Regions from separate parts of the Homo sapiens genome. Here region 2 is linked to region 1. A link is a contact called in ENCODE Hi-C or POLR2A ChIA-PET data. All regions are on one chromosome and are shown on one strand. The core of a region is the stretch at or near the end of the contact, and the rest is flanking DNA. Distances in the headings are between cores, read along the strand shown. Region 1 has its middle 6.2 kb from the start of MIR183. Region 2 has its middle 29 kb from the start of SMKR1.

Region 1 (4,585 bases), core at 205-2,704:
TACACGGTGTCCGGGAGCCCGGGTTGGAAGAGCAAACGAATGGCTCAGCCTGGAGGACACCGTGGAATCGGGCGACCCCTGACCCCGGGTGACACCCTCACTGCCCATAGTCCTGGGATGCGCTGACCGGTGAGGCGCCAGAGGCAAGCCGTCCAGCCGCCGATCTTGGGGAAGGGCTGGGAACCTGGGTGCCACTAGCGCTATTAACAGGAATGGGGCAGTTGAGGGCGGGGAACGGTGTCTCATTCGCGTGCGCCGGGGTTCCCGGGATGAGTGGCCGCGAAGTGGAGGCACACGGGAGGTCTGAGAGCCGCTTTCCCCCAGAGACTGGGCGGGGCGGCTCCGGGCCACGGAAGCAGCCTCGAACCAGCCGCGCAGCCCTGACAAGACGCTGGAGGGGCCAGCTCCGGGGCCCCGGCGCTCTCCGCAGCCCCCTCCCAGCCTGGCGCTTCCGCCTGAGCCCACCAGGGCGGCGAAACGCAGCCCGACCCCAGCCAAACTCCTCGCGGGTAGGCACCTCGCAAGCACCGGCCGCACTCGGACCGCAGCCGCTCCCGCCCCCGCCCCCGCCCGGGAACAGCGCTGGGCGCTGGGCAGACGCCACTGGCGGACCCGGGACCCAGGCGCCCCGTGGGCGCCTCCGCCTGAAGGCGCGGAAGAGCGAGTAGGCACTGCCGCGTCATCCCCGAAAGCCAGCTGCGCCGGGACTTCTGCCCTGCACCCGGGTTCTAGTGCGGCCGGTCCCGGGCGCCCGCCTCCGCCTCCTCTACTGAGCCCCGCTCTGGCTCCGCCCGGCCCGCCCCCCCGCTCCCGGCCCCAGACACTCACCTGCGCCGGCTCCAGGCTGGGCGCACAGCCGCCTCTCAGCTCCGCGCGGAGTCCACACCAGAGAAGCCAGGCAAAAACGGCCCCGGTTTGGAAAGAGCCGCATGGACGGAGCTTGAAGCGCGCCCGGCCCGGGCCCAAACCTCCGCTGCCCCGCGAGAGGGGGCGGCGCCGGAGCGCCGAGCCCAGCGGGGGAACAAAGGGGAGCCGGGACCCGGCCGCGCGCTTCCTGGGTGTCGGGTGACAGGTCTGCCGGGGAAGGCCCCGGCCCGGCCACCTGAAGAGGAGCCGCCTCCGCGCTGCAGGCGGGGGAGGTCCAGAGGGGTACCTGGGCCCGAGGACCGGAAGAACAGGGGGCGCGGGCTGCCCGGACCGCGCGGCTGGACGGAGGCCCTGCGGCTCCGGCACGGCTGCGCGGGGGCTCGACGGAGTGCACAGAGAATGACTCCAGGAGGGTTTTACCGCCCCCCGCCCCGGGCCCCGCCCGCCCCTCGCGCAGCGCCATTGGCTCAGGTGCCGCGAGGCGGGGAGGGGCAGGGGGCGGGCCGGGGATGATTCACCTTGAATGTGGCTCCGGTTGGTGCGCGGCGCAGGGCACGCCCGTCCGGGACTGCGGAGACGCCGGGAGCCCCGCCTGCTTGCCCAACCCGGCCGGGTCTGGCCCCAAGGGGTCCCGTCGCCCGCCTTCTATCCCCGCCTCCTGCCCTCGGGCTAGGGTGCCGCTAGCCGAGGTGCGCCCGGACGCCCTGCCACCCCAGCGCCCTCTGAGCCCGGAGCTAGCCGAGGTGTGTGTGGCGTGGCGTGCTTGGAAATCCGACCCTGGGAGGGGGGAGGGGAAGTGCGTTGGGAGCTGGGGCGCACCGTAGGGCCACTGGACGATCTCTGCAGTCTCCCCGCAGAAAGGTGCTCAAGGCTGACCTGTCTCAGGGGGCGCACCCGGACCCAGGGGCGCAGGGCTGGAATGGGGACAAGGGGCCTCCATGTCCTCACACGCCCACCCTCGGCCAGTTCTGCGGCCTCACAGGTGTCTGGCCACCGCTGCCGCCGCCGCCGGGAACAAAGGCTGTCTGTCCCAAGAGAGGGAGGGGGAGGGGAGCCGCCCCCCAGACCCGTTCCCATCTCCCCCTCCCCCCACTGCGACAGTGGCTCCCTCGGGAGGGGGCGGGGCCAGCCGGGGCTGGGGCGCGGACGCGGATTAGATCCTTCTCAACCGTCCTTTGGTCTGACACCACCCGGAGCATTCAGAAGGGACCGGGGGGCAGGGGCTAGGTCCTCCAAGCTGTCAGCGTTGGGGTGGCCTCTTCCTTCTTCCCCAGCATCCTGAGCACCGGAGCGCCCCCTCCCTCCCTGCTGCTTTGGCTGCCCTTGGCAGTCCCAGCTCCGCCCCGCCCGGCCGCCCCAGACGGCAACGGCAGCTCAAAACCAGATTAAAATAAAACGTTAATCCGCCCTTCTCCTTTTTAGCTTCTAGTTCTTCCCAATCGACCCCCGCAGATCTGGCACCCTAGAAGCCCCTGTAAAATGAGGGTGGTGCTTAGCCTATGCTCCCACCAAACCTAACCCTTGCACTTGAAGACCGTTAACACCTTGTCTTGGGCTCGAGCAAAAGAAGGGGGTGAGGCAGTGGAAGCGGGGCCCGGGAAATCTATAGTTTCCCCACCCCCAGCTCCTGCCGAGCCGGGAGGGGCCAAGGGTGACGGCAAGGATACGAACCCTTCAATATGCCCGACTCCCGGGCAGGGCCTGCTGAAGCCGTAGATGTCGCAGCCAGATGGATCGGGAAGCAAGATTCCCACCCCAGGTGGATAACTGGACGAGTCTCAGGGCCTCGGGGCCCCTCTCCCCATGCAGCCAGGGATGGGCACGGTGAGCGAGAACCCGGACAGCGGAGATAATGAGCACGTCACAGAGCCCAACGGGCCAAAAGGGGGTGATAGCTCCACATTAACCCCTCCCCGTCCTACTAGCATTCCCCCGCCCATCTAGGTCGCCTCGAGCCTCCCTGGCTGTCTCTGCACCCGCGCCCTACCTGGTCCTCAGACCCATGCGATGCTGGGCAACCCGGGCCGGGTGTGCCCAGGACCGCAAAGCGGGAAGCGCAGGCCTTGCGGACTGCGAGTGGCCCCCGCGGCCTGCTGCTCCCCTTTATAACGCGCGCCCCGCCCCCCGCGCTCCGGGCGCCCCGCCCTGGCCCATTCACCTGCTGTCGAGAACCAGACACCGCGCAGCAGAAAGCTAGCCGCTGGGCCGCGAGGTCCGGCCGTCGGAGCGGGCGGGGCTGGGGCGCCGCCGAGACAGATCCGATTTCCACCTTTTCTTAAATGCGCTGCTGAAAGTCGAGAAGGCCCCGGCCGGGGAGCTCGCGTCGCTTCCTCCCCCCTCAGCTCCCCTCGCACCCTGAGTCCCCCAGCCCCACTCCGGGAGGGGCCGCGAAACTGCACCCGCAAGGGCCTCATACATATTTTAAGGAGCAGGCCAGGCAGGTAACCGGAGCTGGACTCGGACGGTGAGGGGGCGGCCCCCGGGGACCTGATACCCTGGATCCCTTACGGCTCAGGGCTCAGGCGGGGGAAGAGGTGGCTCAGGACGACCTGGGGTCCTCACTTTGCTGGCCTGTCCAGCGCATCCTAAGCCCGCGTGTATCCTACCCCCTCCTTCTGCAGATCCAATGTCCGTCTGGCAATTGCCCCATTCCCTCTCGCTGGAGAGATCCCTTCCGCCTCGCCACAGGCGTCCCACGCTGCCCGGAGTCGTGCGCCCCGGGACGGGTAGTTTTGGGTTCCTCGACGCTTGGCCAGGTTTAGGAAAGACCCGCTGTCTTCCTTGCTGCCCCCACCTAGGAGACTCGGCGCCTTGCGCTCCGTCCTTTTTAATGGTGTCGCGGCTTGTCCCTCTGGCTTGCTCCCTCCTAGTCCCTACCCCACACGGCTCCCTTCGCCAGCTCCATGACAATCCCACTCGTGCTGAAGACCTTGGGCAAAGAAGTAACCATCGGTCTTCCCCTCCCTTCCCATTCCTCCGGCGGCAGGACTAGGGGGAAAGGTGCCCGGGATACAAGCCCCTCACGCAGACCCACTGATGCGGCCGTGGTTCTGCCATTGGCCCCTCTCCGAATGGTGAGGTTCTCCTGCTAACCCTGGCCCCATGGCATAACTAGTATAACCCCAGTGAGAGGAACCCAGAGTTCCAGTCCTCCCCTGCTCCAGTCCCTCTGTGATCTCGATCTCGAGGGATTCACTTCACCTCTCTAAGCCTCAGTTTCCCATTTGCAAAATGGGCAGAATGACTCGCACCTCTGGGGATGAAGAAAATGCACATGTGAGCACGTGGGTACTTGGCGACCCGGAGATCTCTGCAAACTGCAGGCCCAGCGAGATGGCCTCAGCACGCCCTGCACCCTCGTCCGCGCGACTGCCGCCGGGTGCCCGCCCCAGCCGCTGTGTCCCTGGTGCTTCCTCCGCCAGGGCCACGTGCCGGGGAAGCCAAAGCGGGAGTCTTTCGATCTTGGCCCAGCCCTTAGCCCTCGGTCCTTTGCTCTAGCATCTAGATTCTCGTGGGTCAACAAAGTCACTGGAAACCCAACGAACTTCCCGACATTTTTCGAAAACCGTATGCGTGTGCTTCTGTGCGTTTTTCCTCTGATCGAGGTAGGGCCCTGTAGGGTTCTGTTTGGACGGGAGGCTGGAGTGGTTCCTTCCCGGCTGCGGGGTCGGAGGATGCAGAGATTCGAAAGAAGGAGAAACACAGAGACTGTCAAATG
Region 2 (4,825 bases), core at 475-2,974, 250 kb before region 1:
GTAATCTCAGCACTTTGGGAGGCTGAGGTGGGCAGATCACCTGAAGTCAGGGGTTCAAGACCAGCCTGGCCAACACGGCGAAGCCTCGTCTCTACTAAAAATACAAAAATTAGCCGGTTGTGGTGTTGGATGCCTGTAATCCCAGCTATTCGGGAGGCTGAGGCAGGAGAATCGCTTGAGCCCAGGAGGCAGAGGTTGCAGTGAGCTGAGATGGCACCACTGCACTCCAGACTGGGCGACAGAGTGAGATTCCATCTCAAAGAAAAAGAAAAAGAAAGTGGAAGATTTTTTTCAATTGCAAAAATTCTTAGGAGTTCAGCCTTCCCATTTGTTCAAAGCAGAATTAACAACAAGAGAATCTCACGGAGCATGATGTCTTCTGTGATGTCTTCTTCTCCTGCCCTGGCAGAGTCATGGAGCCTTGGAGATTACCCTCCAGCCCTCAGAGCAGTGTGCAGCCAAAGTTGGTCCCTGGAAGCTCGCACACAGGCCCAACCCAGACCCCGGGTCCTGCCTCTATGGCTGCAGGCAGGTCTATCCACCCTGCTGCAAAGTGGCCTTTCATAACCCTGGGGGCAGTTCTTTGTGAAGAGGGATGCCTCAGACACCCAATCCCTTCAGACGCTTTTTACTTGACATGACCCCCTCTTAGGTCGCCCTCTTTTGGATGCAGCCAGTTTGTCATTGTGCCTCTAGCTAAGATGGGACCTCCACAGTTGGTTATGTGATTTCATAGTGCAGTGAGGTTCTGGGCTCCTGAAATCTGGCTGGTAGACCATCCCTCCCTGCCAAGCATGAGGCTTTTAGAATAGATTCATTTTTCCTTTAAAATAGATCAAAGTGGCCAGGCATGGTGGCTCATGCCTGTAATTCCAGCATTTCGCGAGGATGAGGCAGGAGGATCACTTGAGGCCAGGAGTGCAAGACCAGCCTGGCCAACAGAGAGAGACCCTGTCTCTACAAACAAATTAAAAAATTAGCCAGATGTGGTGGGTCATGCCCCTAGTCCCAGCTACTTGAGAGGCTGAGGCGGGAGAATTGCTTGAGCCCAGGAGTTCGAGGCTCCAGTGAGCTGAGATTGCACCACTGCACCCCAGCCTAGGTGACAGAGTGAGACCTTGTATCTCAAAAAAAAAAAAAAAAAAAAAAAGCCAACGTGGTGGCTCAGGCCTGTAATCCCAGCACTTTGGGAGCCTGAGGCAGGCGGATCAACTGAGGTCAGGAGTTCGAGGTCAGACCAACATGGCAAAACCCCGTCTCTACTAAAATCACAAAAAATTAGCTGGGTGTGGTGGTGGGCACCTGTAATCTCAGCTACTTGGCAGGCTGAGGCAGGAGAATAACTTGAATCCAAGAGGTGGAGGTTGCAGTGAGCCGAGATCATGCCACTGCCCTTCAGCCTGGGTAACAGAGTGAGATTCTGTCTCAAAAAAAAAAAAAAAAACATAAAAAATTTAAAAAATAGATCAAGGTTCAGTGCAGCCACTGTGGAAAACAGTTTGGGATATTCCTCAAAAAGTTAAACATAGAACATGACCCAGCAATTCCCCTTCTAGGGGTATACTTAAGAGAAATGAAAGCAGGGAGCCAAACAGATACTTGTCCGCAATTTCCATTGCAACATTATTCACAATGACCAAAAGGTGGAATCAAACCAAGCGTCCATGAGCAGACAAATGGATAAACAGATGTGATGCGTTCACTCAATATTCAGCCCTAAAGAGGAAGGAAATCCTGACACATGCTACAACAGTGATGAACCTTGAAAACATTCTGCTGAGTGAAATAAGCCAGACCCAAAAGGACAAATATTCTATGACTCACCTAGATGAGTAATTTAGAATAGGTGAGTTCATTGACACAATGTAGAATAGTGCTGGTGGTGGTGGTGGTGGTGGTGGTGGTGGTGGTGGTGGTGGTGTGTGGGAGGGGGGTGTTGCTGAGGAGGGGCTGGAATGGAAACTCATTATTGTTTGTTTTTGTTTTTGTTTTTTTTTGAGACAGAGTCTCGCTCTGTCACCCAGGCTGGAATGCAGTGGCACAATCGTGCCTCACTGAAACCTCCACCTCCCAAGGCTCAAGTAATCCTCAGGCCTCAGCCTCCCAAGTAGCTGGGACTGGGACTGCAGGGTGTGTCACCACACCTGGCTGGGAAGTTATTGTTTAGAGCATTTGTTTGGGATGATGAAAAGGTTCTAAATGCATGTCAGTGATTGTTACACAACATTGTGAAGGGTCTTAATGCTGCTAATTTATACACTTAAGCATGGTTAAAATGGTAAATTTTATGTATATTTTACAACAATACAAAATACAAAATAAAATCAAGGCTTCTCCCTTTTTGTTCCAGGTCTCTGAGAGAGGTGGCGGCGGAGGGACAGCAGATGCAGGGCAGAGGCCCCCATGCCCCGAGGCTTTCTCTCTGCGTGGGGGCAGGGTGGGGTGGGTGGCAGATAGAAGGGAGAGGCTTTCTCAGAAGGACCGGCCACCACCCCAGTCCTTTGCTCGAAGCCTTCTCTCCCCTCGCGGCGCAGAGAAGCCAATCCTCCCTCTGCCCCTGCACACCTTGCCCCCCAGTCTCAAGGCCACACCTGGGCTACTAGTCACCTGGCCCACCCCACTCCTTTACCCTCTGAGGCCTCGAACCCACCTCCCACAGAAAACAGTCCACACCTGCCTGCTCGCCCTTCACCGCTCCTGACACACCCAGCTGGAATCTACATTTCCTTATTCGCACCTTGGATCTGTCATGCGGTGAACAGCCGTCTGCAGTTATTTCAATTTTGTGTGTTCTCTCCCTGACTAGGATATAGAAGGTAGGATATAGACTAGGAGGTAGAGAAGCTGTGATGAGACGTCAGGCTGGAGGCAGAGCCTCAGAGTGCAGACTCGGGGAGGCCATGCAAACTGCGGCTGCGAGCTCAGGGGCTCACTCATGTGTCCCCAGTCACTGTCATGCGGACTGTCATCGTATTTGCCAAAAACGCTTCACAAGGGGAGCTATAAACAGCAGTGTCCACCCAATAGGGCCCACGCCTTGACCTTGGAGTTGAATCGTCAGCACCACTTGACCGCTTCTCTCTGTGTCCTTCACCCTTGACCTCTTTGACAGTGTGGTGCCGGGTGTGTGCAGCCTGAGGGAATCTGTTCCGGGACGTGGTTGAGCTCCATCTGCCCTGCTAAATTCAGCCTCCAAGAGCCCATATGGCAACGCCGCAGCTTGAGGCCGCCGTACAGCCAGGCTGTGTGTGCGTGTGTGCACACTCTGTGTGTGTGTCCATGTGCGTGCATCCGTGTGCTTGTGTGCGTGTGTCTGTGTGCATGCATGTGCGTGTGCCCGTGTGCATGCGTACACTCTGTGTATGTCCATATGCATGTGTGCGTGTGTCTGTGTGCGTGCGTGCACACTCTGAGTGCATGTGTACACTGTGTGCGTGTGTGTTGTGTGTGTCCACACCACCACCAAGTGAGCTCAGATGGAGGACAGAAGAGTTTGAAGGTGTGGCTAATGTTGATCTTGAGAGGCGATGAAAGGGCGGCGCAGGGTGTGGGAGGGACGGGCCCCTAGGTTGCTGTGGTGGAGAGAATCCCTTGGCCCAGCTTTGCTTTGATGGATGGGTCAGCTGAGGTTCTCCTGGTTTAGGCCTCTGGTCAAAATGCAGCAGCCTGCTGACAGGTCCTTCCCTTGAATGACAAGTCTGGCTCACCACGGTGCCCAGTCAGAGGCATCTGCCCCTGTACCCCAGATCTTTGCATTTTACCCAGAGCCCTCCATTCATGGGCTCTACTGCAGTCTCTGTCTCCCCAGTGCCGGTAAGTTGACCTCAGCCCTCTGTAGGCTCCACGGACGGACAAGGAAGGTCGAGTGCCTTCTCCAGCTCCACCTTGGGCGGCCACCATGGCTCCTGCAGCCAGTCCACCCAGAATGTCTCCAGCTGCCACCATGTACAGAAGATGGGGGCAAGAACCGCCTGTTAAGAGCTGAATGTTTTTGTTCCTTCCCTCTTCAGTTCATTTGTTGAACCCCTAACTCCAAATGTAATGGTATTTGGAGGCGGGGCCTTTGGGAGGTAATTAGGGTTAGATGAGGTCACGAGGGTTGTGACGGTGAATATTGGGTGACTGCATTGAGGAATGCCTAGATGGCTGGTAAAGTACCCTCCTGGGTGTGTCTGTGAAGATGTCGCCAGAGGAGATTGATATTGGAGTTGAGGACTGGGAGAGGAAGACGCACCCTCATTGTGGGTGGGCACCATCCAGTCGGCTGCCAGGGCAGCTAGAACAAAGCAGGCGGAAGAAGAGGGATAGCTTTGCTGGCTGAGTCTTCTGGCTCTATTTTTCCTTCTAGTGCTGGATGCTTGCTTCCCCACCTCCTGCCCTCGGACAGCAGACTCCAGGTTCTTTGGCCTTTGGACTCTGGGACTTGTACCAGTGACTTCCCAGGGGCTCTCAGGCCTTCAGCTGCAGACTGGAGGGTGCACTGACGGCTTCCCTGGTTTTGAGGCTTTCAGACTCGAACTGAGCCACTACCGGCTTCTCTCTTTCCCTAGCTTTCAGACAGCCTATCGTGGGACTTGGCCATGTAATCGTGTGAGCCAGTTCTCCCTAATAAACTCCCTTTCGTATATACATGTATCTTATTGGTTCTGTCTCCCTGAAGAACCCTAACGCAAGTGTGGAATCCCCATGATGGGATTAGTGTCCCTTTCACTTGCGTAAAGAGACCACCAAACAGGCTTTGTGTGAGCAACAAGGCTGTTTATTTCACCTGGGTGCAGGCGGGCTGAGTCCGAAAAAGGAGAGTCAGTGAAGGGAGATAGGGGTG

The links. Hi-C counts contacts between places; a loop is a spot of excess contacts on that map. ChIA-PET counts read pairs that join two places held with the same protein, here RNA polymerase II (POLR2A). Pooled maps may share reads with other maps.
Region 2: a loop to region 1 is called in a pooled map, with 5 times the contacts of the local background. The contact joins two enhancer-like sites. A Hi-C loop is called at or near these places in 3 of 50 pooled maps. POLR2A ChIA-PET finds 5 or more read pairs at or near these places in 3 of 52 experiments (MCF 10A, PC-9 and endothelial cell of umbilical vein).

Annotation. Positions count from the first base shown.
Region 1 is chr7:129,778,962-129,783,546 of GRCh38, forward strand. No RefSeq gene overlaps it. Among named protein-coding and RNA genes, the nearest start is that of MIR183, 6.2 kb to the left of the region's middle. RefSeq lists silencers at 522-651, 802-881, 942-1,741 and enhancers at 1,362-2,207, 3,054-3,899, 3,900-4,585. Within about 2 kb of position 1,455, at least 14 of the 41 ENCODE cell types and tissues checked have a DNase peak (open chromatin) inside an H3K27ac peak, as active enhancers do; they include PC-9, where a contact is called at or near this core.
Region 2 is chr7:129,529,212-129,534,036 of GRCh38, forward strand. No RefSeq gene overlaps it. Among named protein-coding and RNA genes, the nearest start is that of SMKR1, 29 kb to the left of the region's middle. RefSeq lists an enhancer at 4,633-4,825. Within about 2 kb of position 1,725, at least 3 of the 41 ENCODE cell types and tissues checked have a DNase peak (open chromatin) inside an H3K27ac peak, as active enhancers do; they include PC-9, where a contact is called at or near this core.